Linked DNA regions of Homo sapiens: region 2 is linked to region 1. A link is a loop called in an ENCODE intact Hi-C map of the cell type or tissue named here. Cell type or tissue: PC-3. All regions are shown on one strand. Links, peaks and the distances in the headings refer to the core of each region. The heading gives the core; the rest is flanking DNA. Region 1 overlaps AMOTL1 (angiomotin like 1). Region 2 has its middle 77 kb from the start of CWC15.

Evidence for each region. Peaks named below come from ENCODE experiments on the same cell type or tissue, not always from the same donor. Only the 100,000 strongest peaks of a DNase experiment are listed, where the experiment ranks them.
Region 2: a loop joins it to region 1, with 8 times the contacts of the local background. A loop is called at or near these places in 24 of 110 quality-filtered maps.

The regions. Positions count from the first base shown.
Region 1 is chr11:94,779,872-94,796,026 of GRCh38, forward strand. AMOTL1 (angiomotin like 1) reads left to right here. Exons shown (of 13, transcript NM_130847.3): 2 at 15,140-15,289. Among named protein-coding and RNA genes, the nearest start is that of AMOTL1, 20 kb to the left of the region's middle. RefSeq lists enhancers at 8,985-9,485, 9,486-9,986. In PC-3, for the core only: CTCF peaks have their summits at 6,881 and 7,081; DNase peaks (open chromatin) are centred at 6,850, 8,750 and 10,960; H3K4me3 peaks cover 1,023 bases; H3K27ac peaks cover 4,701 bases.
Region 2 is chr11:94,888,872-94,905,026 of GRCh38, forward strand. No RefSeq gene overlaps it. Among named protein-coding and RNA genes, the nearest start is that of CWC15, 77 kb to the right of the region's middle. In PC-3, for the core only: CTCF peaks have their summits at 8,584 (motif pointing left) and 8,794; DNase peaks (open chromatin) are centred at 7,260 and 8,600.

The DNA of each region.
Region 1 (16,155 bases), core at 3,456-11,455:
TTATCGTTTGATTGGCTAGGCCATTAAAAGACTCACCGTTTTGAGGATGAAAATAGGCTTTAAATTGCCATGTATGTTATGATCCTGAAGGAATAGACTTTTTCTGCATTTTTGGTAGTAAAGAGTTTTTCCTATGTTGTCAGTGAAAGGAACAGATCACTGCAAAGAAGAGATTTGAAGTTCATGTTTTGATCTCTGTCCTATTATATCAGAGATGAAATGAAAGAAAAATTATGGAACAAAGGTGCTAGGGAGAGGAAAATTCTTTTCCTCTTGTTTGTAATGCTCAGTACAGAGGACAAATCCATCACTCCCTCCCTCAGTAACTACCCTATTGTCACTGTCTCTGAAGATGGAGCCTCTTAGGCAGCTGAGGGTATTCAGGCTAGTCTAGTTTCTGATACCTTCTCCAGGGCCACTTAGCCCTTGACTTGCATGCCAAGGTGGCCAGGTAAGGAGACTTTGAAGAACCTTTTGACAATACCATGTAGCCTTTTGTTTTGTTCTTTGATAGAACTGGACATTTTAAGCTTATTTTCTGAGTAATGGTGTATTATTGGTCTTCCCTCATCCCAAATTCTTGGAAAGTTGAAAATGTAATTTTAGCATAGTTTGTTAGCTGAATAGTCTGACCTAAACAAAACTCTAAAAGCTTTCATCTCTTATCTGCCTGAGCATCTTGCTGCTGTTCTATTTTAAAGAGCTCACTGATTTGATCATCTCTTGAAAGTGAACTTTACGGGGGTGATTCCTGTTATCTTTTCCTGTCTTCATGAACAGAAACTAAAATTTACCGAGCACTTCCTATGTGCTTGGAACACTGTTAATAGCCCTTTCTGTTGTCTCAATTAATCTTCGTAACAGCCCTATGTAGTAGGCCCTATTATTATTCTCACTTACTAATAAGGCAATGGGTACCAAGAAATTAAACCATTTGTTTATGTTCACATAGCTCATCAACAGCAGAGCCAGGATTCTTACATTGTTTAAAAAGCAGATTTGCCAAACAAAAACAGAAAGTATGGCATGTCCTTTCTTCCTGCTTGGTGGATATTTTCTCCTCTATCTTTTTTTGTTCTTTAAATCTTTCTAATAGTGTGGTCTTTTGGCTTGACAACATCATTCTCTTTCCCCTTCAGTCATCATGTCTTAACATCCTTCCCTTTGTCCAGGATCACCTGACTTCCTGCTGGGCAAGTTATTGCAATTTCTTTTCTCCTCACCTAAAACTAATCTCATGGAGCCTTTTTTTCCCCTAGTGAAATAATCATTGTTGGCTTATATTCCCCTTCATAAGAATTCCTCAAGGACCCGAAGGTGCATTCTTGTGCAGGTGTTTTCTGGGTGGGCGTCTAGCTCTCTCCAGATGCATTTTATTTAACCAACAGGGGTCCATTCGCCTGACTAATAGAGTTCAAGCAGTGCTTTATATCAAAGGGCCTCTTTCAGGTTTCACTGACTTCCAGGGGCCATGGCCATCTTCCTTTGCCTGGGCAGGGAGATAACTCATTCTCAGTTACAATTGATTGTCAGCATTTTCATCTTAAAATTCTCCTTGACTTTTACATCTTTTGGACTTTCCCCATGGGGGAGGCTGTGTCATTTAGAACAACGTTTCTCAAAGTATGTTCTGTGGAACCCTATGGGAGGAGGTCTCTGAGACCTAAAAACTCTCTTCATAATAAGCCGGGTGCGGTGGCTCACGCCTGTAATCCCAGCACTTTGGGAGGCCGAGGTGGTGGATCACGAGGTCAGGAGATCGAGACCATCCTGGCCAACATGGTGAAACCCCGTCTCTACTAAAAATACAAAAATTACCTGGGTGTGGTGGTGCATGCCTGTAATCCTAGCTACTCAGGAGACTGAGGCAGGAGAATCGCTTGAACCTGGGAGGCAGAGGTTGCAGTGAGCCGAGATCGTGCCACTGCACTCCAGCCTGGTGACATAGCGAGACTCCGTCTCAAAAAGAAGAAAAAAAAAAAAAGAAAAAAACTATCTTCATAATAATGCTAAGACATACTCTCACCATGAATCAAGACAGTGGTAGTAGTCAGTCAATTAGTCAGATACTCAGAATAACAAAAAAGCTCATTTCCACTTAGGAATGTTCTAGTTGAGGCAGTACAGATGATTATATTAAATCTCAAACCTTGAGTATGTCTTTTTAACATCCTGTGTGATGAAATGGGAAGATACATGAAGTGCTTCCGCTGCAAACTGAAAAAACCCCTTGTGTGATGGAATTGTGATGTAAATATGAAACTAGATGCTTTTCTCATGGAATCCATATTTACTTGAAAGAACAACTGACAAACTGTGGTTATTCTGGCTTGGGCATTTGGTAGATATTTTCTCCAAAATAAATAAAGGGAACTTGTCACTTCAAGAAAAACTACTATTTGCTGAATTGGATAAAACTCAAGCTTTCAAGTGAAATTTTAATTTTGGAATTTTTGGAAACTTGTATCTGCCACCGTGAACTGGACAACTTCCCAATATGTAAAAGACTTTTCTGATGATTGAAATCCATGGTATATTAACAAATGGGATTTTGTTGATATTATATACTTGAAATGTTTCAATGTATGGAAGATCTCTATAATTCATTGAACCATTGTTTTCCAGATGACCACATATGATGTTACATTCATATGTAAAAAATAACAACTCCCTTCAAAGTGAAAGACAGGCCAATAGATTTTAATGTAATACAGTACAGAGGAGTATCCATGAAAAGACCACTGGCAGGGTTTCATATTTTATGTTGCAATTGCCTTCAAGAAAATGCCAGTTGTTGAGTTTTGGTGTGGTTTCACAGAATAGTCACAATTATCTGAAGAGGCTATTAAAATACGCTTTCTTTTGCCAACTACATATTTGTATGAGGACAAATATTCTTCATTTACTTCAATCAAAAATTATATAACAACAGATTGAAATCAGAAGCAGATATGAGAATCCAGCTGTCTTATATTAAGCAAGATATTAAAGGAATTTGCAAAATTATAAAAAAATTCTCACTTCGTTTTAAAACTTTTTTTTCATAAAAATATTTATGTAACATATCATGGCTTTATTATTGATATTTTTACATGAATTAACATATACTTTCTAAGCTTCAGTTTCAAATGCATTAAATATTGATTTAGCTCACATTAACAATAACTCATTGGGTCCTCAATAATTTTTAGAGTATAAAAGGATCCTAAAACCAAAAAGTTTGGGCACTGTTGCTACAGTGGCAAAAGCCATAGACTCTAGAGCCAGGCTAGCTGGGGTTGAATCATAGTTTTATTCTTTACTGATGGTATGGCACTAGTCAAGTTACTCTCAGTGCTTTAGTATCCTCATCTGAACAATGGGGATAATCATCATATAGTTCTCATGGGGATTGAGTGAGTTAATACAAATTGTTCAGAACAGAACAATACCCTCCACATAGAAAATTCCCAGCAGTATTTGGTTACGTCCATTTGCCTGTAGTTGATTTGTCCCTAGAAATTTTATTTTCCAGCATGTTTCCCTGTTAGTCTCCCTCTCAGCATCATGGCTGATGATAAATTAGGGGTTACTACACTGGGCTTTGTAGTGAACTCCATGAAATTGTACACGAAATATATGTGTGTACAACCTTCTAGACCTAGGGAGAAGTTCTGTTGCTTTAGACAGATTTTTTAAGGGGTATCATGAGCCAAAACAAGAAGGTCAGAGAGGAGAAAGAAGTAGGTATAGCCCCAAGCACAGTTCTAGATCCTGTGTGTGTGCTTTGAGATGAATGTGGGCACTGGTATCCCAGCTCACCACTCCACACTTCCTTGATACTGTTATTTCTGCACTGTTAGACAGTTTTCTGCTTTATGTGTTTGTCTCTCTTGATAGACTTTCAGATTTGGGTCTTATATCTAGCACTGTCTTGCCCATGGCAGATGCTCACTGTCATATATCTTTGTGGAATGAATGACTGAATGGACAAATGGATGAGTGAATAATTCTGCCTTTTGCTGCCAACGACCCATGATCCTTTGTAACTCCTACTATCACATGTATCTGTTTTGTTTTTTTTTTTCTGTGAATGCTTTGGAGCAGTCAAAATTGAGTTTGCCTCTTAGCCTTATGGCTATGAGCCCTGTGACCCAGGGCCTGTCATTCCTGTTTTTGTATAGTACAAAGGAGAAAAAGAAACCTAATTCTCAGGAATATGAGGATTACCTGAGATAATGCTTGTAGCATGTCATGCTCAGTAATGTTTCTTTCTGTGTCTTTCTTCCCTATAACTAGATAGCTGCTTGTATTACTGGGACTTTTTGGCTGCAGTTGGCCACTACAACCAACTAGTGTGTAGTTGGTTCACATTAACTCACTTAAATCCTCATAACAACTTTATGAGGATTATCCCCCCATTCTTAGCAGAGGATTTTTGAGTTTCAGATTTATCAAGCATTTATGTATGGTATGCTAGGCATTTTCACAGCTTTATCTCATCATGTTGTTGAAATGAGTGTATAGTTTTTGTTATTAATATAATCACCTTTTTTCTGTTTAACAGTATTTTAGATGTGACTGAAATAGCCATATTCTCATACCCAGTCATTCAGGTTTGCACATATAAAATATAGGACACTAAAACTACTGACTTTAAATCTGAATTTATTGAAAAGTAATAAATTATAGGAAGTATTCTTCACATTACTAAAGGAATTATTGCAGGTTGGTTGGTTAGTTCTAGAAAGAGTTTAATCTCCTTTACTTATCCATTATTTTTTGGATTTATTAAATCCAACACATTTTGTACTTAAAATGTGATTTATTTACAAAATTTCAGTTTACCACAACTTTTCAGGAGTGTATATGTTTGTTGTGTAAGAGCTTATATTGGCAGAGAAGTGCAAACTTCCCAAACCTGACTGCATTCAAATTGTCTGTAAAAGATGGTCCAAAAACATCATTTCTGGTCTATACTTGTGGTGAAGCCAGTGTTGCAGGTCTGATGTGGGGACTTGGAAGTGAGGTTTTTAACAAGCTCCATGAGTGTTTCTGACACACTGTAAGTTTGGGATTCATTGTTAAAGTGGCAACACAGCCATGAAAATAATGTGCAAAAAAAAAAAAAGAAAAGAAAAGAAAATAATATGCAGCCAGATGGAAGTGATGAGGAAGGGTGGTTTCATCAATTGTCTTGGTGTTCTGGTGTTTGGCAGGGAGTGCCCTGTTATTCCCTGAAGCTTTTATAAAAAATAACACAAAGAGAATGGTTCTGGATCCTTCTCTGCCTCATACATGGAGAGAAATAAACTTTCCCAGGACCTTTCCCCTTTATCCACAAGTTAAGAATATTTCATTACAACTCTCCTAATTTTAATCTAAGAAATTTGGTGGGAAAAAAAAGACTTACAATTAGTTTGCATTTATTGAGGGGTCTTTGGAGGGCAGAATGGTGTAGTCAAAAGAGCTTTTCTGTTGGAGGAGCAGTGTTGCTGGCTGGTTTTGTAACTCTGGGCATTATGTAACCTCTGTGAGCTCAGTATCACTATCAACAAAATGGGAGTGAGTGGTGATAAATAATATGATTTTTATAACATCCTGGCACTAATAAGCACTCAATAAATGGTAGCTCCTGCTCTTATTGGTTATACTCTTTATTACTTAAGGGATGTTTAGTTTCTTGGAGATATTGGTTGTTTAAATTATGTAATTCATTCATGAACGCATATTGATTTAGGAGCTGGGTGAGTGTGATTAGAAGCAATGTGCTTGCCTCTTGAGAGAGTCCCAGTCCCTGTGGGATGCCGCTGCCTGACAGATATCCCAGTGTCACTCATCTGCAACAATACACACTAATAGGGTCCGGAAAGCTGGAGGAATCCGTGGCAGACAGGAAGTATCTGAACTGCTCCTTTCTCTTAGTGGGAGTGAGAGAGGGAGCTTTGCAGAGCATAATTATACAGACATATTGTCATTTCATGTCTGGAGGGTTATTTTAAAGCTTTCTATCCTGTTTGTTTTCCTTTGTTCAAAAAATATTAAGTACTTACTGTCTGCATTGAGTATTACATGCTGGTAATACTTGTTCACTCTCAGTGGGACCACAGTGTGTGCCAGAGCCACCCAAAAGAATACTACTGTGGTCCTGAGATACTTACTTCTATATAGGTATAAACAAACAGGTTATGATGAAAGATTATTTAAATTTCAGTAACTTAATTAAATATAGGGTTTATTTATTAAAACTTATCTGAGGAAAAGAATCTCGAGTTCAGGTACTTTCAGTCTTTTTGTTTTAGATAAGTTAAGCAACAAATATATCAACATAAAATATATATTATAATGTTACTATATACAATTTGAGTCAAGATATTTAAGGACCTTTGGATTTTATGTTAAAGGCTAAATTTTAAAAATTATTTTTGTAGAGAAAGCCTTTTTATTATGGATACTGCCACTGCATTCTCACGGTGACTCTGTGTGAGAGGTGGGACTGGGAATATTCCTTTTTTTATTTACCGCAAGTGAGAAGAGAGGACTCCTGCCTCTGCCCCGGTGCCCAGACCTGCGGAGGAAGCCCAAGCAAGGGCCGCATTTAGGGCACAGTCCTGTGGGCTCAGGACCTGCCTGTGGGGGCTGAGGAGGAGGGGAGCACGCCTTTCTCTGAAGTGTGAGTTTGTGCTCAAGCTACAGAATCCCTGTGTGGTTGTTACTTCTTTTTTCTTTTTTCTTTTTTTCTTTTTTATTATTATTATTACACTTTAAGTTTTAAGATGTTACTTCTAACATTATGTACAAAGCCTTTGTGCAATTGGATCACAGCACACTTGTAATTAACCTGTTTCAGCACTAGGTGGCTTTCTCTTTTTCCCCGCAACAGCTTTTACCTTCGTTTCCTGAGTAGTTTGAAGGGCCTTAAAAAAGGCAAACTTAACTTTGAGCTAAGCTCTGTAGTAAGAACATGCTTATAACTAGTTATTTTAAAATGTATCTGAATATATCTATTAAGCTAATGTATTTGTTGAGTCCACATGATGTGTCAGAAACTCTTCGGTACTAGGAACATATGCAGACGATTCATTGGTAAAATAAATATGTGTTGAGTACTTGCTGTGATCTTATTTCTGCTAGTAACTGGAGATACAAAGGTGAATAAGACACAGTCTCTGTTGTTATAAACTTATGAGTTAAGGGGGGAGGGGTGGGAAAGAAACTAAATACACAGGCAATTTAATACATTATGATATCAGTATGCATAGAATGCTTGGGGAGCACTGAGTAGCATATAGAAATTGGGGGGAGGAGGGAAAGATGACTCCCTGGAGGAAGTGGCACTAGAATAGAGCTTCAAAAGACTTTCTCATAATTAGTATATATTTTAGCATTTAGTATGTGCCAAAGTAAAAGTTTCATAGATTTGTAAGGGTAGACAGGCCCTCTAGATGAAGAAGACATCGGGGAACTACAAGTCTTTTTCACAGGTATTTGCACAAGGTTGGTGCCAAGGATAGGTAGGGCAATGTACATGAGTTACTATAATTCCAGGCAGATAGTGCTAAGTCATGTAGTACTTAAGATACAAAACAAACACTTTGGGAGGCCGAGACGGGCGGATCACGAGGTCAGGAGATCGAGACCATCCTGGCTAACACGGTGAAACCCCGTCTTTACTAAAAATACAAAAATTAGCCGGGCATGGTGGCGCGCGCCTGTAGTCCCAGCTACACGGGAGGCTGAGGCAGGAGAATGGCGTGAACCCGGGAGGCGGAGCTTGCAGTGAGTCGAGATCGCGCCACTGCACTCCAGCCTGGGCGACAGAGCGAAACTCCGTCTCAAAAAAAAAAAAAAAAAAAAAAAAAAAAAAAAAAAAAAAAGATACAAAACAAAATGCTGTACTAGAATGAGAATCAGAACAATTGCTTAAAAAAATAAGTCTATCAGAGATTCTTGATTGTAAGAAGCACAAAGTGACGTTGGGTAACTTAAGCAAAAGAGAAATTTATTGGAAATATATCGGGCAGCTCACAAATTAATTGGAAGGCTCAGAAAATGGGCAGGAATCTAGGCAGATAGCCACTGGGAACCCAGCCAGAGATACGCTACTTGTCTTGTTAGGGTGAGGTCACCATAGAGACTGCTGCTGCTCCTGGACTCCAGGGGATAGTGCTATCGCAGGTAGTTTATCAACACCTTTTTGTCCTTGCATCATTTCCTCAAGATTCAGTGCACATCCAGTTGACTGAGCCTAGGTCGTTCTAACTGCTGGAACAGGGTTGGCTTCTGTAATGGAAGGTAGATAGAACCTGCCCCTAGACTTAGACAGTGAGTTCAGTGTTCCCTAACATTGAAAGGATTTACTTAGGTGACTATCAGGAAGGGAACATGGTAGGTAATAGTTGGAAGTTGAACTACCTAATCTCTAATTTATTTTCCAGCTCTAACATGTTAGGAAAATAATGTACTCATGCTTTTAACCCCCTTCTCCTTACCCATAACTAAGCTACGCTGAACTCTCTATTCCTTAAAGAGACAACACTTTCATAACCCAGTCCTATGCTTTTGTTTTTCCCATGTTGGGCCGATCTTCCCTCACTACCACCTTCTCCACACCCCACAGTGGATTAACATCCTCCTCATTTTCCCTCCGGTTCAATTTCAGCCCACATATCTCTTTCTCCTTGTCACTGAAGCTCTATGTCCCTTCCGTCAGTCAACAGGTAGTAATGATTACTCATGGAACTCCAAAGCAGTATGTTCCTTTAACATACTTTGCAATAAAAATGGGTAGTTGTGTGCACGTTGGTCTCTGGAACCAAATCGTAAAATCCTAAGGGCCAAGGACAGTCTTACTCATTTCTTGCTATTTATAGCTCCACTCACAGTGATCTCTTGGACTCAATTGTTACTTTAAAGGTTAAGCATGTGCTCTGCATTTTGGTTTATATTGATAATATCTCAAAGATTTTTAAGTAAGCATTACAAAGTTAAACTTCAGACAAGTTTGAAGTTATTCAACACACATTCCACTTTCAGAGAGAGTCTAAGTTAAATAGGTGTCGGGGTCTTGATTTCACTTGTTTTCTGGAACATATGGATTGGTCCAGGGTTTAGAATTCAAGTTTGATGCCCATTCAAAAGACCTGCCATGTAGGGGTTGGGAATCTTGTAAACCCCACCCCTCAACCCCCAACTCCAAACCTCGGGTTTCAGGTAATGGTTGCTTGGGGGAAAAGAGAGTGAGAAAGCATATTCCAGGGAGTGCTTTTAGTTTAGTGGTGGAGCTTACTGTTTCCTTTTTATTTATTTCTGTATTTTTATTTTTTGAGACAGAGTCTAGCTCTGTCACCCAGGCTGGAGTGCAGTGGCGCAGTCTTGGCTCACTGCAACCTTTGCCTCCTGGGTTCAAGTGATTCTCCTGCCTCAGCCTCCCGAGTAGCTGAGACTACAGGTGCCCGCCACCATGCCTGGCTAATTTTTGTATTTTTAGTAGAGACAGGGTTTCACCATGTTGGCCAGGCTGGTCTCGAACTCCTGACCTCAAGTAATCCACCCTCCTCGGCCTCCCGAAGTGCTGGGATTACAGGCTTGAGCCACCGTGCCCGGCACTGTTTCCTTTTTAAAAACATGTGTTGCATGCAGGTGTTTGGAGGAGGCACTGCTGCCTGTCAGTGCTGCCCTTAAGATTGTGAATCAGCTAATCCAGATGAGCTGGCTTGGTTTCACATGAGGACTCCTAAACAGGCTGGCCCTTATTTTTCAGGTACTGGTCATAGGTTCTCCAGCCCTTTTGAAAACATTGTTTCCAGGGTATCCTTCTCCTTGAGCGGAGTATTCGGCTCCCTAGAAAAACCTCGAGTTCTGCCGGAATCAGAAGGCTTGATGGCTTACATTTAACTTTGAGGCTGCTGGCACACTCAGCAAATTCCTTAGCTCTTTGAAAGGTAAGATAGAAGCCACAGAATTGTTTGTTGCTGTGGTTAAAATCTCTGTTATAAAGTTATAGGAGGTTATTGTAATCTAGACAGTGAAATTGTTTTTAAATCATTAGGAGGTTTTGGATTACATGTAGCTGGCAGAAAGCTTTGCCCGTTGGTGACATAACACCTGGGAGTTGTTCTGCAGTTAGTGGTCTCTTTGAGGAATGGGTCGCTGGCCTGTAGAGTTGAAAGCACTAGTATTTGCTGCATAGGGGAGAGTAAGGGCCCCCTCATCTTACGGAGCTGAAAGGTACAAGGAATTATCTGGAATTCTCATAGAGACTGGCTTTGGAGGGATCTTTGTCTTTTCTTTAACTCTTACTTGGTACTGAGAACATTCCAGAGAATACCGCCATGTTCTTGCCATCAGTCAGCACGTAGTAAGAAGCATATGTCTTACATGCTACATGCTTGCAGAAATTAGCAAGTACACAGTACACTGCCTGTCTTCAAAGGGTAATGACTTCACCAGGGCCATAACACCAGCCTATTAAATGACTACTGCAAAATACTAGGCAGGTGAAATTTAAGTACCACAAGTTTTGTGTGCCTCAGATCATAAGTGTGGTGACAGTTGAGGGAAGGGAGATCAGTCAGGGCATGGGGGATGGTGTTGAGAGGCGTTCTAGAGGCGGTAAACTGAAGAGGTACATTTACTAGGATGAACTTTAGAGTAGTTAGGGGTGCATGTGAAGCCAGAAGGTGGCACTTGGAGAATGAGGATGACATGTTCACAGGATGCTGGGATGCTGAGGGGACCAGCAGGACTATGCACAGCTAAAGGGGGCCCTGTTTAGAGACAGCCTTGAAAACCACAAAAATTCCACCCTGAAGTTATAGTCCAAATCATTATGTGTAAGGGAGTGGCATGCCGGCAGTGGAATTTAAGGACAAGGGACTTCCTAGTTGTGTGTATTGTATGATAGCGGAATGACAGTTTCACGTCCTCCAGGGTTTAAACCTCATGGAGACTTTGAGCCTGTTGTATTAATGGCCTGTGGACAGATTCAGGAACTGACCCTTGGGAATTAGTAGTTCCAGTGGCAGGTGAATCAGAGGAGTGGCTCACCACGGTTTCTGTTGCTCCTCTTGCCTCCCCCAGACAACTCACTTCATTCACCTTAATTCATTTTTTTTCCCTTCAACAATGAAGCCGTTGTTATTGCCACTCTTGAGTAGGGAAAATAGTCTTGCTCAGAGTCACATTAGCTAAAGGCCTCTGTTACAAAGAAAGCAATGCATAAAACCATATGGGAAGGAAGTTTTCAGTGCTTCAGAAAAGCAAGCCAAAAAAGCAGTCATGCTCAAAGAGAGAGAAGCAAAGGAGTTTTCATGTTGACAAATGACGTGCAGATTTTGTTAAGAAAAAGGAGCCATTCTTGGTGAAATGGGTCATAGGCAACATAAGGCAGAAATGTTGTACCCTTAAACTAGAATGTTAGAATTTCATCCTTTGTGGAGTGCAGCAAAAACAGATCTTTAGGTTTTCTTCAGGTTAAGGGCCCTAGGCACTGTACTTTCTCCTCCCCAGTGGGAGACTCCCCAGAGAGCTGACTCCTTTACTCAGACCTTAGCTTGTTTTCCATTGCTTTTGCCACTTTCCCTATGCATACTAAAGCTGTGAGTGGTGATTCTTAGATAAGGTTCTGGTTTGAAAGAGATATCTAAAAGTTACCTACAAAGTCCAGAAGTGCTTGTATGGGAATGGTCTTTATGAAGCCCCTACAGGCAGCTACACTGTACACAGAACAACTGTAAAGCCAGGGGGGTCCTTGGCAGGCTGTGGGCTCCCCTAAAAACTGGCACCATTGCTCAGCCCCTGGTACCGAGCCAGGCTCTGCAGGGGCTTTCTGGGTGGTAATGGTATCTGGGAGGCTTCTGTGGTTTCTCCCAGCTCTCGCTCCTGGCCATGAACTTTTGACATAGAAAACAGCAGTCCCTCTCATGCCATAGGTTTATTTCCAATTCCTCATTTCAGATATCCTTGACCTTGTCGCTTAGATCATGTGCCCTGCATTTTGCCTAAGAAAGTAGACTCAATTTGTGTTGCAGGAGTTCCCAGTGAAGACAGTGAATTAAAATAGGCAGGGAAGGATTAGGTACATGTAGAATGGAACTGCGACCTCTGTTAAATTTTTGTTGTGTGGCCCCGGAATCTGGGGTAGACTCTGTGACTCACATTACTGTCACGTTTCCTTGTCTTTCAAGTGAGAAAGCTAGCAGTTAAAGTGACTCCTAGTAGAAGTCCATCAATGATAGACTGGATTAAGAAAATGTGGCACATATACACCATGGAATACTATGCAGCCATAAAAAAGGATGAGTTCATGTCCTTTGTAGGGATATGGGTGAAGCTAGAAACCATCATTCTGAGCAAACTATCGCAAGGACAGGAAACCAAACACCACATGTTCTCACTCATAGGTGGGAATTGAACAATGAGAACACTTGGACACAGGATGGGGAACATCACACACCGGGGCCTGACACTGACATGGACTGGGGGAGGGATAGCATTAGGAGATATACCTAATGTAAATGACGAGTTAATGGTTGCAGCACACCAACATGGCACATGTATACATATGTAACAAACCTGCACGTTGTGCACATGTACCCTAGAATTTAAAGTATAATAAATAAATAAATAAAGTGACTCCTTCAGGCTGTGTCAGTGCTGGGACAGCTCAGCCGGTTGGTTGTCTCTTGGCTTTAGACGAGTGGATGGTACCTGGGCATGTCCATCTGCTGGGTCTGTTGTCATCTGCTCTGCTCTCCAGCCTTTCTTCAGCACTGAGGAGTGGTCAGCAGCAGTGGGAGTGTAACTCAGTGGACGTGCAGGACCCTGGGTGTGTGTGAAGAAGTCCTAAGTGATCTTTGACATGTCTTAATAGTTAGGCATCCTGTCCTTCAGTGTGAATTCAGGTGTGTGTGGGGGTGTGTGAAATGCTTTAGTTCTTTCATGACACTGAGGAAACAGTGGTGAAGGGAAAAGGCATATCTTTGGTGTCCTCTGTGCTCCGGCCCTGCTTCAAGGATTGCCCTCTTTGTAGTGTTCTGTGGTTTGGAGTTCTTAAACCCACTCTTAGTTAGCAGACCATGAGATAAAGTGTGGAAAAGTAACTCATACTGACATTGTAGTGACAGTGAATGGCTTAGTGCTGGGATCCATACTGAGCTCCACATTGAAAGCACACACACACACAGCCCTACACTCTTCTTTATACACATATTCATATATATATACACACACACATATATATTTTAGTTGGACCTCAGTTTTATTATCAGTTTGCTCTGTTTTCATTTAACATTCTTAGTCATGTGACTAGATAGAATCATCTGAAGTTGTAATATGCTGGCACATGGCATTCCTGACTCAGTGTCTATTTTAAGAAAACATCACACTTTCTTTGATCGAAGCATATGGGCTCTCAACTCCTCTCTTACTCTGATTTGGTAGGAGGGATGGGAATGAAGGCACAGAAAGGTGTTTTGGGGTTTAGTTTTTCTGTTGCTCTTCTCCCTCTTGCTTAGAGCTTCCCCAGTTTCGCTCCACATTGGAATTGTTGGAAGAGCTGTATAAAATACAGGTGCCTAGGCCCTATCCTCAGAGCTTCTGATTGAATAGATCTGGGTGGTTCCTGGGTACAGAGATTTTAAAAGTTTCTTGGGTGATTTTAATGTGCAGCCAGAATTGCACCTTGTACCTTTTTCATTTTCCACTGTTTTCCACCTGCCTGAAAGAGGAAGCCAGATTAGGACTTGCCTTTGCATCCAGGTCATCCATGATTCCTAATTTTAGCCCTAGGCTTCTAGATTTATAGACGTAGAGGATGATGCCCGGAAAGGGGCTGAGTTTCTTTTCAGGTTAGTCTTTGTAGGTTGGCCAAAAGGAGAAGGCTGACAGATACTGTCATGCATTGGAACTGTAGTTTTAGACTGATCTTCATATAGTATCATCCGTACTCGGTTTATGTTCATCTTTAAAGTGGGCATTACAACTACATTATTTTTAATTTATAAGAAAAAAATTCTTGTCAGAATCCTTTCTCTTTCTAGTCCAAAATGTGCCTGTAATACATGTGAGCACACACGCAAATACTGTTTCATATGTTGAGGCAAAGAAACTCAGGAAGGAGATGAGGACATTCCCATCTTATGGTCGTTTGGTATCAATAATTAGTCACTTACCACTAGCTATGGCCTTGTGGGAAATGGGTAGATAACAAACCTAGTGAGAAGTTTCAAATTACCAGTTGGAAGCCATTGCTGAAAAACAGGATTTTTTCTTTTAATGGAATTTTCTTTTGAGCAAGGATGTTAATTTTTAAAAAAGTACTATGATTCTTTCCCCAGAGTAAAATAAGTTACTTTAGCTGAAAAGAGCCTTAAACTTGGTGCCCATGCAGAGGAATCAGTGCAGAGAGGGAAAACAGCCTGGGCCCGTCCTGCTGAATGTTCCCATGGATGTTGTGTGTGCGGTATCAGTGTTACTGTAGTACTATCTCATGTTCAGTGACTGAAGGACTGAACACAGTGTCACATTTAATTGGAACAGGAAGCACACTCCAGTTTGTGTGTGAAGCAGATAAACTGGAGCTGAAAGGCCAGTGCTTGGCAGAAGACCAGACCCCATTGCCCCAGCTCCACACTGTAACATTAGACTCCAGAAGTCTTTGAGTGGGGCAGAGAGCACATTCTCTTGCTAACACATGGTGTGGCAGAATGACCACTCCTTTCTGTATCTTTTATGTATTTTGAAAGACAGCTGCTCTTCCTGTTTTGCTTTCCTTCAGTGGCCTCCCTGCTTCCCTCCTTTCTGTCCTCAACCTTGACCATTCAGAACTTTGTGACACATTCAGTCCCGCAGAGGACTTGACTTTCGCTGGTGCTGCTGCAACCCTTGGAACCGGGTTGTGTGAGAACATTAGAGCATTTGCGCCTTCACTCAGTGTGTCTTGAGGACTGTTATGTTGACCTCACGGGTCATTTTGGTGGGTGGCTGGACTTGTGATAATTCTGAATAGTAACTTTGGAATTTTATGAATCAAAAAGAAAGAGCTCCCTCTGCCAAGTTGAAACACTGTGGGAGAATGCCTGGTGGGTTCTTGTGAGTCACACAGGAAGGAAGGAGGACTTGATGGGCACTCATATTCACTTCGCTTTCTTTCCCCCAGGGTCCCCTTCTGCTTGTTATAGCCCCAGTAGTCCTGTCCAGGTTCTAGAAGACTCCACCTACTTTTCCCCAGACTTTCAGCTCTATTCTGGGAGGCATGAAACATCTGCTTTGACGGTGGAGGCAACCAGTAGCATCAGGGAAAAAGTTGGTAAGTCCTTTTACCGGCACTTGTGTTGGAAAAGCAAAATGATCTTACGTTTCTCATCTTTAGCTCTTTTGCATAATTCAGATGTTTATTCTCTAATCTTGTTTTTTAAATCATCATATTGGATTATTGATTGTCTGTTCATAGATGCCTTATTTTTAATCATGTTTTGCTATGGTGTTAATAGACTGCTTTACTCTAATATGTGACTCTGTCTGAGAGCATCATACCTAAACATGTAGGAACTTCAGAATTATACCACTTATTTTCAGTTTTTCTCTGATTCCTAAATACTTTTTTCTCCCCTTTCTCAGAATCTCATTTCTTTTTTCCTTCTCTGCTTTTGTTTTTATCTCTTTTTGCAAATAATTTAGAAGTTAAAAGAAGTAATTCAGAACTATAGCAAGGAAGGAGCTGTCTCCTTTGTAAAAACTTCCTATCTCTTTTTGAGGGCTTTTGAGACTGGTTAAACTGTGAGGGAATCTTTAAACCACTTTAGGGAAGGATGTCATGGTTCTTGCTAAATATGCTTATAACTCATCTCTCTCTTACTTCAGTGAAAGGGGAATTCAATAGTTTTCATGCTTGTTGAGATCTATTCCTTTATTATTCATCCAAATACATCATTCTCCTTTGGAAATATATTTTGATTTGAAGTTGTATTCATTTTATTTTAAAATGTTTTAAAATTTTTTTATTTGAATGTGCTTGTTCCATTAAGTCTTTCAGATCAGTTACCCTGAGGGGAGGACTGTGTCCTCTTTACTTTCGTAACCCCAGCACCTGTCCCAATGCCTGAACTATAACACGTTTTCAGTAAATATGGTAGAGTGAAAGAGCAGACCAGTCCAACCCACATTGATCTGTCT
Region 2 (16,155 bases), core at 4,503-12,502, 110 kb after region 1:
AATTTGAATTTTATTTGCAATTGAGTTGTTTGATTTTCTTATATATTTTGAATATTAGTCCCTTGTCAGATGTCTACTTTGCAAATACTTTTTTCCATTCTACAGATTGTGTCTTTACTCTGTTGATTCCTTTGCTGTGCAGAAGCTTGCTAGTTTGATATGGTCCCATTTGTCTATTTTAGTTTTTGTTGTCTGTGCTTTTGAAGTCTTACACATAAAATATTTGCCTAGATAAATGCCGTGACACATTTTCCCTATGTTTTCTTCCAGTAGTTTTACAGTGTTAAGCCTTACATTTATGTCTTTAATCCATTTGGGGTTGATTTTTGTATGTGGTGGTACATATTCTTCTGCATAAGAATATCCAGTTTTCCTAGCACCAGCAACTGAAGAGGGTGTCTTTTCCCCAGTGTATGTTCTTGGCATCTTGGTCAAAAATCAGTTGGCTGTAAACACATGGATTTCTAGGTTCTCTATTCTGTTCCATTGGTCTATGTGTCTGTTTTTATACCAATACCATGTTGTTTTGGTTACTATACTAGCTTTGTAGTATATTTTGAAGTTAGGTAGTGTTAGGCTTCTAGCTTTGCTATTTTTGCTCAGTATTGCTTTGGCAATTTCGGTTTTTATGTGGTTCCATACAAATATTAAGATTGCTTTTCTATTTCTGTAAAGAATGTCATTGGTGGCCAGGTGCGGTGACTCACCCTCTAATCCCAGCAGTTTGGGAAGCTGAGGCGGGCAGATCATGAGGTCAGGAGATTGAGACCATCCTGGCTAACATGGCGAAACCCTGTCTCTACTAAAAAAAATACAAAAAAAATTAGCCAGGTGTGGTGGTGGGCGCCTGTAGTCCCAGCTACTCGGGAGGCTGAGGCAGGAGAATGGCATAAACCTGGGAGGTGGAGCTTGCAGTGAGCCAAGATAGCGCCACTGCACTCCAGACTGGGTGACAGAGCAAGACTCCATCAAAAAAAAAAAAAAAGGAATGTCATTGGTATTTTGATAGGGATTGCATTGAACCTGTAGATTTCGGCGGCATGGTCATTTTAGCAATATTAATTCTTCTAATCCATGAGCATGGAGTGGCTTTTTATTTCTTGATATCCTCTTTAATTTTTTAAAATTATTTATTTTTATTTTACTTTAAACTCCAGGATACATGTGCAGATCGTGCAGGTTTATTACATAGGTGTATATGTGTCATGGTGGTCTGCTACACCTATTAACCCATCATCTAGGTTCCACCCCCTCACCCTCCGACCCCCCAACAGGCCCTGGTGTGTGTTATTCCCCTCGCTGTGTCCATGTGTTCTCATTGTTCAACTCCCAGTTATGAATGAGAACGTGGTATTTGGTTTTCTGTTCATGTATTAGTTTGTTGCATCCTTTTTAATTTCATTCATCAGTGATTTGTAATTTTCATTATAGAGATCTTTCACCTCCTTGGTTAAATTTATTCCTAAGTCTTTTTTTGATAATTATTATAAATGAGATTGCCTTTTTGAAATCTTTTTTAGCCAATTTGTTATTAGTATATAGAAATACTATTTTTGTATGTTGATTTCGTATCCCACAATTTTTCTCAGTTCATTTATCAGTTCTGAAAGGTGTTGTTGTTGTTTTTTTTTTTGGTAGAGTCTTTAGGTATTTCTATATGTAAGATTATGTTGTCTGCAAAGAGGAACCATTTGACTTATTCTTTTCCAATTTGGATGCACTTTATTTTATTATCTTGCCTAATTGCTCTGGCTAGGACTTTCATTACTATGTTGAATAAAAGTGGTGGAAATAGGCATTTATGTCTTGTTCAGGTTTTTACCTTTTCTTTGTTCAGTATGATGTCAGCTGTGGGCTTGTCATATATGGCTTTTGTTGTGCTGATGTATGTTCCTAATGTGCCTAATTTTCTGAGAATTTTTTTAAGATGAAAGAATGTTGGATTTTATCAAATGCTTTTTCTGCATCTATTGAGATTATCATATGATTTTGGTCCTTCATTCTGCTGATGTATCACATTTATTGATTTGTGTATGTTGAACCACCCTTGTTTCCTTGGGATAAATCCCACTTGATCATGTTGTATTATCTTTTTGATGTGCTGCTGGATTTAGTTTGCTAGTATTTTATTGGAGATTTTTGTGTTTATGTTTATCAGGGGTATTAGCCTGTAATTTTCTTTTTTATTGTGTCTTTGTCTGGTTTTGGTATTAGGGTAATACTGGCCTTGTAGAATTAAAAAAAAATTCCTATCTCTTCATTTTTTGGGAATAGTTTGAGAGGAAGTGGCGTTACTTCTTATTTAAATGTTTGATAGAATTCAGCAGTAAAGCCGTCCACTCCTGGGCATTTATTGGGAGACTGTTTATTACTGAATGAATCTTGTTACTTATTATTGGTCTGTTCACATATTCTATTTATTCATGGTTCAATCTTGGTAGGTTATATTTGCCCAAGAATTTATCCATTTCTAGGTTTTCCAATTTGTTGACATACAGTTGTTCATAATAGTCTCAGATGAAACTTTGTATTTCTGTGGTATCAGTTATGAGGTCTCCTTTTTCTCTGATGTTTTTTATTTAGGCCTTCTCTCTTATTTCTTCATCTAGTTAGTGATTTTTCAATTTTGTTTATTTTTTCAGCAAACCAACTTTTCATTTTATGTATCTTTTTGCATTTTTTCCTATTTCTCTTTTTTGATTAGTTCTTCTCTGATCTTTATAATTCCTTTCTTTCTAATTTGGGGTTTGGTTTGTTCTTTTTTTTCTACTTCCCTGAGGTGCATTGTTAGCTTGTTTATTTGAAATCTTTCCACTTTTCTGATGTAGGCATTTGCTGTGAACTTCCCTCTTAGTACTGATTTTGATGTATCTCATAGGTTTGGGTATGTTGTGTTTCTAGTTTCACTTGTTTTAAGAAATGTTTTGATATCTTTCTCAATTTCATCATAGACCCATTGGTTGTTCAGGAGCACGTTGTTTAACTTTTAATTATTTGTACAACTTCCAAAGTTCTTATTATTGATTTTCAGTTTTGGTACATTGTAGTCTGAAAAGACACTTGATATAATTTCAGTTTTTAAAAATTTGTTGAGACTTGTTTTGTAGCCTAACGTACAGTCTATCCTAGAGAATGTTCATGTGCTGATGAAAAGAGCGTATTCTGCAGCTGTTGGATGAAATGTTCTATAAATGTCTGTTAGGTTCATTTTGTTGATAGTACAGTTTAAGTTTCATGTTTCTGTTGATTTTGTCTAGATGAGCTAACCAGTTCTGAAAGTGGGGTGCTGAAGTCCCCAACTATTATTGTATTGAGGTATCTCTAACTCTAATAACATTTGCTTTATATATCTGGGTGCTCTGATGTTGGGTGCACATAATTTACAATTGCTATCTTCTCTTGCTGAGTTTATCTCTTTATCATTATATGATGGCCTTTTCTGCCTCTTTTTATGCTTTTGATTTAAAGTCTACTTTGTCTGATATAAGCGTAACTACTCCTGCACACTTTTTTCTGCTTGCATGGAATATCTTTTTTCATCCCTTCACATTCGGTCTGTGTGTCTTTACAGGTGAAGTGAATTTCTTGCAGTCAGCATATAGTTGAGTCTTGCTTTTTAAAAATTCATTCAGCCAGTCTATATCTTTTAGCTGAGAGCTTTAAACAATTTACATGTAAGGTTGCTATTGGCAGATGAGGACTTACTGCTGTATTTAGTTAATTATTTTCTGATAGTTTTGCATATCATTTTCTTTTTCTTCCTCTTATTGTTTATCTTTTGTGCTTGGTAGTTTTTTATAATAATAACATTTGATTCTTTTTTTCTCACTTGTATATCTGTTCTACCAGTGAGTTTTATACTTCTGTGTGTTTTCATGAGGATAGATATTGTTCTTTTGTTTCCAGATGCTCACTTAAGCATTTCTTGTAGGACTGGTCTAGTGGTGTTAAATTCCCTCAGTTTTTGTCTGAGAAAAGAGTTTATTTCTTTTTCATTTCTGAAGGATAGCTTTCTCTGTGTAGCATTCTTGGCTGGCAGGGTTTTTTTAAAAACAAAACAAAACAAAACAAAAACCACTTTGACTTTATTATCTCCTGGCCTATAAGGTTTCTTCTTAGAAATATGCTGTTAGTTTGGTGGAAATTCTCTTACATGTGACTTGATTATTTTCTTTTGCTATTATTAGAATCCTCTTTGTCTTTGACTTTTCATAGTTTAAGTGTAATATGCCTCTGGGAGGACCTTTTTGGGTTGAATCTATTTAGGAATCTTTTAAGCTTCTTGTATTTAGATGTATCTCTCTGAAGACTTGGGAACTGTTCAGCTATTATTTTATTATATAGGTTTTCTATGCACTTTCCTATCTCTTCTCCCTCTGGAACTCCCAAAATGTGAATATTTGTTGCATAAGGGTGTTCTATATGTCATGTAGGCCTTCTTTATTCTTTTTTCTTTGTCAAATTGGGTTATTTCAAAAGAACTGTGAGTTCAGAAATTTTTTTCTGCTTGATGTGGTATATTGTTGAAGCTATCCATTGTATTTTTCATTTTATTCATTGAATTCTTCAGCTCCAAAATTCTGCTTGGTTTTTTAAAAATTATATACATCTCGATTGGATTTCTCATTCAGATCATGAGTTGTTTTCATGTTTTTTTTTTTGTATTATCTACCTGTGTTCTCATATCTCACTAAGTTTCCTTAGGATTATTATTTTGAATTCCTTTCCAGGCATTTCATAGATTTTCTTTTCTTTGGGGTCTGTTACTGGAGAATTATGTTCCTTTGGAGGTGTCATATTCCTTGAATTTTCATTTTTTTGTGTGTCCTTATGTTGACATCTGCACATATAGTGTAACAGTCACTTCTTCCAATTTGATGGAGTAGCTTTTGTAGGAAAAGATGTTTTCCCATAGATGTATCTATAGTGTTGGTTGGTTGGGGCACTTTGGTTTTGGTTCTGGGTGAACACAGTAGTATAGTCTTTGTATGATTTCTTTGGCTGTATCCAACATCAGTGGTGTCTGCGAGCTCCTCAGTGGCTTAGTCTGTGTTTGTGGAAGCCATCAGGTAATTTTTCTGGGGTTGGGGCCCCTGGGCAGGCTTATCCTTTCGTCCCGGGTGGGGCACACGTGGGCATATAGTAGCCCTGACACTGCAGGGGGCAGGATCACTGCTAGCAGTGGTAGCTCCAGGCAAGTGGCTCTCGGGTTCTGAGGAGCCCATGCTTTGCCTTCCTATATCCTGTGGGCAGCTTCCCTGATGTGCTGGACCACCTGTTACCCAGGAGGTAGGGCACTGAATGGGCTTAGACGCCAGCAACACAAATTCACCACTGGGTCCAGCTAGTGTCATAATGCTGCAGCTCTTTGGATGAGTGATAGGGTGGATATCATTGGTGTCCCAGTGGTGTGGAGAGGCAGGGGGCTATTGGGGCTCAGGTCAAGATGAAGTTTGGTGGTGGCTCAGCTCTTAAAATTGTACCATACTGTAGCAGCCTGGGTCCCAAAGGGTGAGGGGCACCTGATGTAGATTCCCACTCTGGGGCAATGCAGTCATGTGGAGTCCGGGAAGCTCCCTATATCAGGCTCAGGGCCTGTGAGGGCTGTGGCGCTCTCCTGTAGTCAGGATTTCAGGTGTCTGTGGTGGGAATGTGGACTGCTGGGGATCTCCTGCCTACCTTTTTCCTGCAATAAGGGGGCAGGGGGCTCTCAGCTCCAAGCCAGTTCTGGCTGGCTGCTTTACTTCCCATCCTATACATCTCAAGTTTCCATGCCTCAGAGTGTCTTTATCTCTTCTTTGCTGAATTCTTAGATGCTGTATTTAATGTGTGGTTATCTATTTGTTGTTTGATCCTTCTTTGTAGAGAAGGCAAGTGTTGGGTGGTCCATCAGCCATCTTGATCTTGCTTGCTTGTTTTTTATCTTTTATCTTTTCCACAAGGAATTGAGGGGGCTACCAGCAAAGTATACATACAACATGGTTAATAAAATAGAAACAGAAGATCCTTGTTGTTTGTGACTTAAAATCCCCAATTTCAGCTCTTCTTTAATAATACTAAAGATCAGTAACTTAATTTTGAAATCTCTTAAAATTTGAGCCACTCAGCCTCAGCCCTCTATTCCCAGGAGGTAGGAGAAACTGTATACTCCATCATTAATATACTGTTGCACCCCACCCCTCAAGCCAAAGCCACCCTGTAGGATAGAGCTGGTAGCCTGACCAGGGGTACAACTCCTGATCCAACTCCCCTGCCTGCCTGCACTCATAAAGTCCCATCCAAGGCTATGTTAATGTCAAAGGGGACTTTTAGGGAGAGGGGCAGGTATTTTAATAGATTTCAATAAATTCTTTTTCTTTTACCCAACCCCTCATGTGTTTGATAGTCAAATGCAACTTCAAAATTAAAAGTTTTTAAATGACAAGTTCCTGTAGTCCCTCCTCTGAACCAGAAGATTCTGAAAGTCTCCCATCAGGGTCTGGAATTTTACCCTACTTCCAAAGTAATAAGCAAGTTTGTTAATGTGTTATGAATGTTTTTGGAAGACATGATACTCCTAGGTCTCTTTGTTATTCATAACATAGCCAGCAGCATGAGTACCATGTTGGCATCAGTTTTCCATTCCCCCAAGTCATACAGGGCAATGCAGGGGGCCCCTGGTAGATGCTATACATGCAGTGAGTTTGCATTATTGCTGAGGGACACTGAGTTTAAGAAATCTACTGCTTTTATAATGAGTGGTAAGCAAGCCTGCTCGTTGTCCAAAGGAAGACATTACCTCATCCCTCAAGACTGCTGGCTGCAAACACAACTCTGAGAAATGATCTGGGTAAAGAGCACTCAGGGACTTGTGTTCTTGGCATATCTAGTGGAAACTTGCAGGGATGCTTAGCACCCATATCAGATCATTTCTTCCCAAACCCTCCTGTTAATAATTGAGGGTGGGATGCGTGGATGGCCAGTTTTCCCCCAGCTGCCTAGTCTCTTTGGGCTACAACCAGGAATGCAGAGGGTTTCTTGGCTCTACGTCTGCGACTTCTCTATCCCCAGCCCAGCCCTCCAGGCTGACATCTCTGACTGCTGACCTGACATCAAATAGCAATACAGTGGCTGAATTTTAAAAAACCCTGACCATGCCTGGTACCATGTCAGATCCTCTACATGTATTATTTCATTTAATCATCACAACAACCTTTGAAAGAGCATGCAGCCAACCACCCATCATTTACAGATGAGGAAACAGGCTCAGAGAAATAAGGTGACTCACTGCCTGTCAACCAGCTAGTGAGTAACGGAGCCTGGATTTGACCCACTGTCTGGCTGGCTCTAGAGTCCATGTATTTTTGTCACCCTACTGTGCTTCTGCTCCTTCCTGGTCAAGAGGGAGTGGATTTTTTGTTCTTGTTTGGTAGATTTTTTTTTTTCAAATTCTTCTTCACCAATGGCATCTTTCTCTGACCTCTAGCCTCTTTCCGTACCCAAAGGCCTGGCTTGGAGTCAGAAGGTTCTCAGTAGACCTTGAAATTAGTCTGCACAAATGTGCATGAGGACGCTGACTGAGCAGGAGCAGCCCTCAAGGCTGAGTTCCTGGGCTTTTGGAACAGCCTGTCATAGCTTCGCTTCCTTGTGGATAGAGGAGTGACAGCAGCCATACCAGGGCTACTGAGAGCTCAAATGGTATCTTTTGCAAATTAGACAATGGGTATTCCTCCCTCAAGTCAGTTGATTGCCATTTGCTGGAAAATAGCGAATATATATATATATATATATATGGAGATACCTATGTACATGTCACTTCCTGCTACTAGATAGAGAATAACCTGCACAACTGTACATTGTCAGGCTAAGTCACATAGACCCGGCTGTAAATCTGGTTCTCCTATTTACTAGCTCAGTGGTCTTGGGCAGGTCATCGGGCAATCCAAGGCTCAGTTTCTGATAGAATGCAAGCAGTGTTGCCTCCCTGTCTACCTTGTTTATAATTTTGAACAGGAAAATAGGCAAGAAGTGTTGCTTAAGTCCTGGGGGAGAGTGTCTCCTCTTGGGATAAGATGGAAGTATTAAAAATCAGAGACTGTGGCCTTGTCCCAGGGGGACATGCAGTCCTCCCTATCCAGCCACAGGTAAGATAATTGGAGTGCCTTTAAATTCTTGTGTGTTTTTCTTGTTACAGTGAAAGAGGAATTAAACTAATAATAAGGCTTATCTTCATTTTCCTCTTCTCCTTTTTCAGTGACCTAATTTTTCCATAAATTTTACCTCTTCACAACTCTGTTCCTCTTCCCATTACTCACTTGTTCTTTTTTCCTCCTATTCAAGCCTGCTTTCAGAAAATGGCTGGTAAGGCTTAATGATATTTTGGAAATTTGCCTCTAAATAACTTTAGGCCAAAAAACTGAACTTAATCAGTACATTTGGACCTCAAGGAAAGGTATTTTTGAGCCAACATCTGCAAATGACATAGAAATATTGCCAAGAAGTTAACCATCTGTTCCACCTTGAAAAGATGTGCTGCAAAGTCTTGGCACCCTGAACTATAAAGGTAATAACTAAAAAGAAATAACCTCGTGTTAGAGCAGCAAGCCCCCTCTAGTGGCCCATCATGGGAATGACCACCATTCTCCCTAGGATCTGGACTTGGAAATTCTGCTACTCCAATGCTAGCTCCAGGCATCTGCTCAATCCTTTATACACTCATAGCAATGAGACAAGACATTATTTGGGCCTTACAGTCATCCTCTGATGGCTGGAGGGCAAGAACACCAGTCTCCTTAATTGTTCAGGATCCCAGGACTCCAGGCCCAGATCAGTCTTTAGCTGGGAACCTCTCTGGGCCTCAGATTCCTTATCTGTAAAATGAGATGAATGGTGCCTGGTATACATCTTTCACAGGACTGTTGTGAGGATCAAGTGACAATAAGGGATAAGAGAGGTAAAGCTCTTTGAAAAGTGCATTCATAATGCACTTTTAGTAGCAACAGTGTTTCTGCTGTTCTATTCAACACGGTAGCCACTAGTCACATCTGACTGCTTGAATTGAAATTAATTAAAATTAAATAAAATTTAAAACTGAGTGACTCGGTCACACTAGCCACATTTCAAGCACTCAGTAGCTACTTGTGGCTAGTGACTATCATGTAAGAGATCACAAGTCTAGAACGTTTCTGTCATCACAGAAATTTCTACTGGACAGCCCTGCAGTTTAGATAACTGATTTGAAGAACAAGCTTTATATTCTCTAATTCATCTCTGCTCTTGAAAAAGAAAAATCTCTTATCAGCGGTTTGCAAATCTAGGAAGACACCTAGATTACAATGAACTGGGGTGGGTGTACAGTTAGGTTTACCGTGGATTCATTATGTATATATGTGTGTATACACACACACACAAACACACACACACACAGAGCACCTGTTCTGTGTCTGCCAAGCACCGTGTTAAACTCATTTTGGGCAGTTCTATCAAAAGATGGACCCGGGTTTTGAAATTCATTGCTCCATCAGGGTTCCTAGATAAAGAACTCAATGTTGCAGGGTAGTTTCACCCCCACATCAACCCCCTACCTCACCAATACACAATTGAAGTTCTTCTGTAGCTCCCATTGCCTCTGGGAAGACTTCCGGCCCTCTCCCCACTGGGTGGTGAGCCCTCCTCTTTGCTCCCATAGGCCCCTGTTCTTCCATTTGCATTGTAGCTATCATACTGTGTGGAAATTTGCCTGTTTGGTTGTTTTCTGTTAAAATGTAAGCTCTCAGAAGGTAGAGACCAGGTCTGTCTTACATTCATTTGAATTTTCAGCCTCCCTCACACAGGGCCTGGCCCATATGCAGTAGATGCTCAAAAACTATTAGTTAATGAATGAATGAAGTATATGGATGGATGGATGGATGGATGGATGGATGGATGGATGGATGGATGGATTTCTTTGTTCCTTTATTTAGGGTCCTGTATTCCCCTGCATAAAGCCCTCAGGTATGAAACTGCTAGAGATTCTCTTTATGCTAGGCCACCACATCCTTTGACCACATTCCTTGCTCCAATTAGGTAGTACAAGCTCAGTGAGAAAAGCAAAATTTGATTTATGTTTCTGGCAATTCAGCTGATGAAAACAACTAAAGTGCTAGATAAAAATCTGCTGCAAATATCATTTTAAAAACAAAACATTGCTAATCCATACAAAAACTTTTACACAAATGTTCATAGCAGGATTATTTATCATAGGCAAATGTGAGAACAACCCAAATGTCTCTCAACAGACGATAAACAAAATGTGGTATATTCATGCAGTGGAATACGATTCAGCAGCTAAAATGAATGAAGTAGTGACACACGGATTGATGAACCTTGAAAACAGTCTTCTAAGTGAAAGAAACTGGTCATAAAGTGCTGCATATTATATGATTTAACTTATATAAAATGTCTAGGATAGGCAAATCTACAAGGAGAGAAAATAAAGTAGTGGTTGCCTGAGGCTGAGGGAAGTGAGGTGTTACTGCTAGTGACTACAGGGTTTCTTTGGGGAGTGACAGAAATGCTCTAAAATTAAATTCTAGTGAGTTTTGCACAACTCTGTGAATATACTAAAAACTTGATGCCTTCTCTGATGAATTCTACCCAACATTTAAAAAAGAGTTAATACCAATCCTTCACAAACTCTTCCAAAAAATGAATAAGGTGGGAACATTTCCCAACTCATCCCATGAGGCTAGTATTACCCTGATGCCAAAACCAGACCAAGACATCACAAGAAAAAAAAAAAACTGCAGAACAATATCGCTTTTGAATATGGAGGCAAAAATCCTCAACAAAATACTAGGAAACTAAATTCAGCAACCTTTAAGAAGGATTATATACCATGACTAACTGAGGTTTATTCTAGGAATGCGAGGTTGTTCAAAATTCAAAAGCAATCAATGTAATAAACCATATCAGTAGAACAAAAGACAAAAACAGCATGATCATCTAAATACATGTAGAAAAAGCATTTGACAAAATCTAGCACCCTTTCATGAAAAATACACTAAACAAAATCAGAATAGAAGGGAAACTTCCTCAACCTGTAAGAACTACGAAAAAAAAAAAAGTCCACAGCTAACATTGTACTTATGATGAAAGAATAAATGCTTTTTCCCTAAGATTATGGACAAGACAAGAATGATAGATCTTGCCACATCTCTTCAATATTGTATTCTAGCCAGGGCAATCAGGCAAGAATGAGAAATAAAAGACATCCAGATTGGAAAGGAAGTAAAATTATTTTTGTTCACAAATGACACGATCATGTATATAGAATATTCTAAGTAATCCACCATCACAAAAACAAATATTAAAATTAACAAATGAGTTTAGCTAGGTGCAGGATAGAAGATAAATATACAAAGATTGATAGTATTTCTATATACCAGCAATAAATAAGCTGAAAATGAAATTAAGAATATGATTCTATATACAATAGCATCAAGAAGAATAAACTACTTAGGAATAAATATAACAAAATAATTGTAAGATTTTTATACTGAAAACTACAAAACATTGTTGAAAGAAATTAAATAAGGCCTAAATAAATAGGAAAATGTACTGTGTTTATGGATCCAAAGACTTAAAATTGTTAAGATGGCAATACAAGGAGATATTGTGGGTTTGGTTCCAGACCACCACAATAAAGCAAATACTGCCATAAATCAAGTCACACAAATTTTTTGTTTTCTCAATGCATATAAAAGTTATGTTTGCACTCTAACCTACTAAGTGTGTAATAACATGTCTAAAAACACAACGTACATGCCTTAATTAGAAATACTTTGCTAGAAAATGTTAATTAACTGAGCATGCAGCAAGCTGTATTTTTTTTGTTGGTTGAGGGTCTTGCCTTGATGTTGATGGCTGGTGACTGATCAGGGTGGTAGTTGCTCAAGATTGGAGTGTCTGTGGCATTTTCTTAAAATAAGACAACAATGAGGTTTGCTGCATTGATTGACTTCATTTCATGAAAGATTTCTCTGTAGCATGTCACGCTGTTTGACAGCATTTTACCCACAGTAGAACTTCTTTCAAAATCAAAGTCAACCCTCTCATATCCTGCCACTGCTTTATCAACTAAGTTTATATAATATTCTAAATATTTGGTTGGCATTTCAACAATTTCACAGCATTTTCACCAACAGATTCCATCTCAAGGAACCACTTTCTTTGCTTATGCATAAGAAGCAACTCATTTATCCAAGTTGTATTATGAGATTGCAGCAATTCAATCAGATCTTCAGGCTCCACTTCTAATTCCAATTCTAGTTCTCCTGCTACTTCCACTATATTTTCAGTGACTTCCTCCACCGAAGTCTTTTACTTTTTTTAGTTTCCACTTTTATTTTAGATATGAGGCTACATGTACAGTGAGTGTAGTACCCAATAGGTAGCTTTTCAACCCACACCCCCATCTCTGCCTCTCTATTCTAGTGGTCTGCATTGTCTATTGTTCCCATGTTTATGTCCATGTGTGCTCAATGTTTACCTCTCACTTATAAGTAATCACATGCAGTATTTGGTTTTTTCCTCTTACATTAATTCACTTAGGTTTATGGCCTTCAGCTCTACCCATGTTGCTGTGAAGGACATGATTTCATTCTTTTTATGGCTGTATAGTATTCCATGGTGTATATGTACTACATTTTTTAATCCAATCCACCATTGATGGGCACTTAGGTTGAGTCCAGGCCTTTGCTACTGTGAATAGTGTGGTGAAGAGCATATGAGTGCATATATCTTTTTGGTAGAATGATCTATTTCCCTTTGGGTATATATCCAGTAATGGGATTGCTGGGTTGAATGGTAGCTCTATTTTAAGTTATTTGAGAAATCTCCAAGTGGCTTTTCACAGTGACTGAGCTAATTTACATTCCCACCAACAGTGTGTAAGCATTACTTTTTCTCTGCATCTTCACCAGTATGTGTTTTGACTTTTTAATGACAGCCATTCTGACTGGTGTGAGATGGTATCTCATTGGGGTGTTGATTTGCATTTCTCTGATGATTAGCAATGATGAACACTTTTCCATGTTTTGCTAGCGGCTTGAACGTGGTCTTTTGAGAACTGTCTATTCATGTCCTTTGCCCATTTTCTAATGGGATGATTTGGTTTTTGCTTGTTCAATTGTTTAAGTTCCTTAAAGGTTCTGGATATTAGGCCTTTGTTATATGCATAGTTTGCAAATATTTTTTCCCATTCTGTAGGTTGATAGAACAATAGTTTACTGTTAGTTATTACTCTATTGATAGTTTATTTTGCTGTGTAGAAGCTCTTTAGTTAAATTATTTCCCACTTGTCAATATATGTTTTTGTTGCAATCGCTTTTGAGGAAAACCAAAAATTGTTTGCCAAGGCCAGTGTTGAGAAGGGTATTTCCCAGGTTATCTTCTAGGATTTTTATGTTTGAGATCTTACATTTAAATTGCTAATCCATCTTGAGTTAATTTTTGTATATGGTGAAAGGCAAGGATCCAGTTTCATTCTTCTGCTAGCTAGTTATCCCAGCACCATTTACTGAATAGGGTAGTCCTTTCCCCATTGCTTGTTTCTGTCAGCCTTGTAGAAGATCAGATCCTACTGAAACTATTTCATAAAACTTGAGGAGGAGGGGCTCTTCTCCAACTCCTCCCTAATCAGCCTGATACCAAAATCTGGCAGAGACAAAATGAAAATAGAAAACTTCAGACCAATATCTCTGATTAACATAGATGCAAAAATCCTCAACAAAATACCAGCAAACAGAATTCAGCAGCACCATCCAGCACTAAAAAGTTAATACACCATGATAAAGTACACTTTATTCCAGAGATGCAAGACTGATTCAACATATGCAAATCAATAAATGTGGTTCCCCACATAAACAGAATTAAAAGCAATAACCATATGATCATCTCAATTGATATAGAAAAAGGTTTTGATAAAATTGAAAATGTTTTCATGATAAAAACCCTCAACAGACTAGGCACTGAAGGAACATACCACAAAATAATAGGAGCCATTTATGACAAACCCACAGCCAACATCATACTGAATGGGCAAAAGCTGGAACCATTCCCCTTGAGAAACAAAACAAGACAAGGATGCCCACTGTCACCACTCCTATTCAACATAGTGCTGGAAGTCTTGGTCGGAGCAATCAGGCAAGAGAAATAAATAAAAGGCATCCAAATAAGAAAAGAAGAAGTCCAACTATCTCTCTTCACTGATGATATGATTCTATATCTAGAAACCCTAAAGACTGCCAAAAGGCTACTAGAACTGATACTTTTAGTAAGGTTTTGAGATACAAAATCGATGTACAAAAATCAGTAGCATTTCTACATACCAATAATGTCCAGGCAGAGATTCAAATCAAGATAACAACCCCATTTATAATAGCCACAAAGAATATGAAATACCTAGGAATACAGCTAACCAAGGAGGTGAAAGATCTCTATAAGGAGAGGTACAAAACACTGCTGAAAGAAATCAGAGATGACACAAGTAAATGGAAAATCATTTTATGCTCATGGATTGGAAAAAATCATATTAAAATGGCCATACTGCCCAAAGCAATTTACAGATTCAATGCTATTTCTATCAAACTACTAATGATATTTTTCACAGAATTAGGAAAAAACTATTCTAAAATTCATATGGAACCAAAAACAGCCCAAACAGCCAAAGCAATCCTAAGCAAAAAGAACAAAGCTGGAATCATACTACCTGACTTCAAACTATACTGTAAGACTATAGTAACCAAAATAGCATGGTACTGGTACAAAAACAGACACATACACCAACGAAACAGAATAGAAAACTCAGAAATAAAGCTGCACACTTACATCTACTGAAGTCTTGAGCTCCTCATAGTTATTTATGAGGATTGAATGGAATCAACTTATTCCAGCTCCTGTTAATTTTGATATTTTGAACTCCTTCCATGAATCATGAATGTTCTTAATGGCACCTAGAATGGTGAATTCTTTCCAAAAGATTTTCAATTTACTTTGCTCAGAACAATCAAAATAATCACTACCTATGGCAGTGATAGGCTTACAAAATGAATTTCTTAAATAATAAGATTTGAAAGTTGGAATTAGAACTTGATCCATGGGCAGCAGAATGGATGTTGTGTCAGCAGGCATGAGAACAACATTCCTCTCCTTGTATGTTTCCAACAGAGCTCTTGGGTGGTCAGGTGCATTGTCAATGAGCAGTAATATTTTCAAAGAAATTTCCTTTTCTGAGCAGTAAGTCTCGACAGTAGGCTTGAAATATTCAGTAAGCTATGCTGTAAACAGATGTGCTGTCATTGAGACTTTGTTGTTCCATTGAGAGAGCACAGATAGTCAATTTAAGATAATTCTTAAGGGTCTTAGGAGTTTTAGAATGGCAAATGAGAACTGGCTTCAACTTAAAGTCACCAGCTGCATTAGCCCCTAATAAGAGAGTCAGTCTATCCTTTGAATCTGTGAAGCCAGGCATTGACTTCTCCTCTCTAGCTATGAAAGTCCTAGATGGCATCTTCCTCTTATAGAAGGCTGTTTTGTTTACATTGAAAATATGTTGTTTAGTGTAGATGACTTCATCAGTTATCTTAGATATCCCGGATAACTTCTGCAGCTTCTACATCAGCACTTGCTGCTTTGCCTTGCACTTTCATGTTAGGAAGGTGGCTTCTTTCCTTAAACTTCATGAACCAACATCTGCTTGCTTCAAATTTTTCTCCTTCAGCTTCTTCACCTCTTTCAGCCTCCACAGAATTGAAGAAAGTTAGAGCATTGCTCTGGATTAGGCTTTGGCTTAAGGGAATGCTGTGGATGATTTGATCTTCTTTCCAGACCACTAACTTTCTCCATATCAGCAATAAGGCTGTTTTGCTTTCTTATCATTTGTGTTCACTGGAATAACACTTTTCATTTTCTTCAAGAACTTTTCCTTTGCATTCACAACTTGGTTAACTATTTGGCACAAGAGGCCTAGCTTTCAGCCTGTCTGGGCTTTTGATATGCCTTCCTCACTAAGCTTAATCATTTCTAGCTTTTGATTTAAAGTAAGAGATGTGTAACTTTCCCTTTCACTTGAACACTTAGAGGCCATTGTAGGCTTATTAGTTGGCCTAATTTCAATATTCCTGGAGAATATTGAAA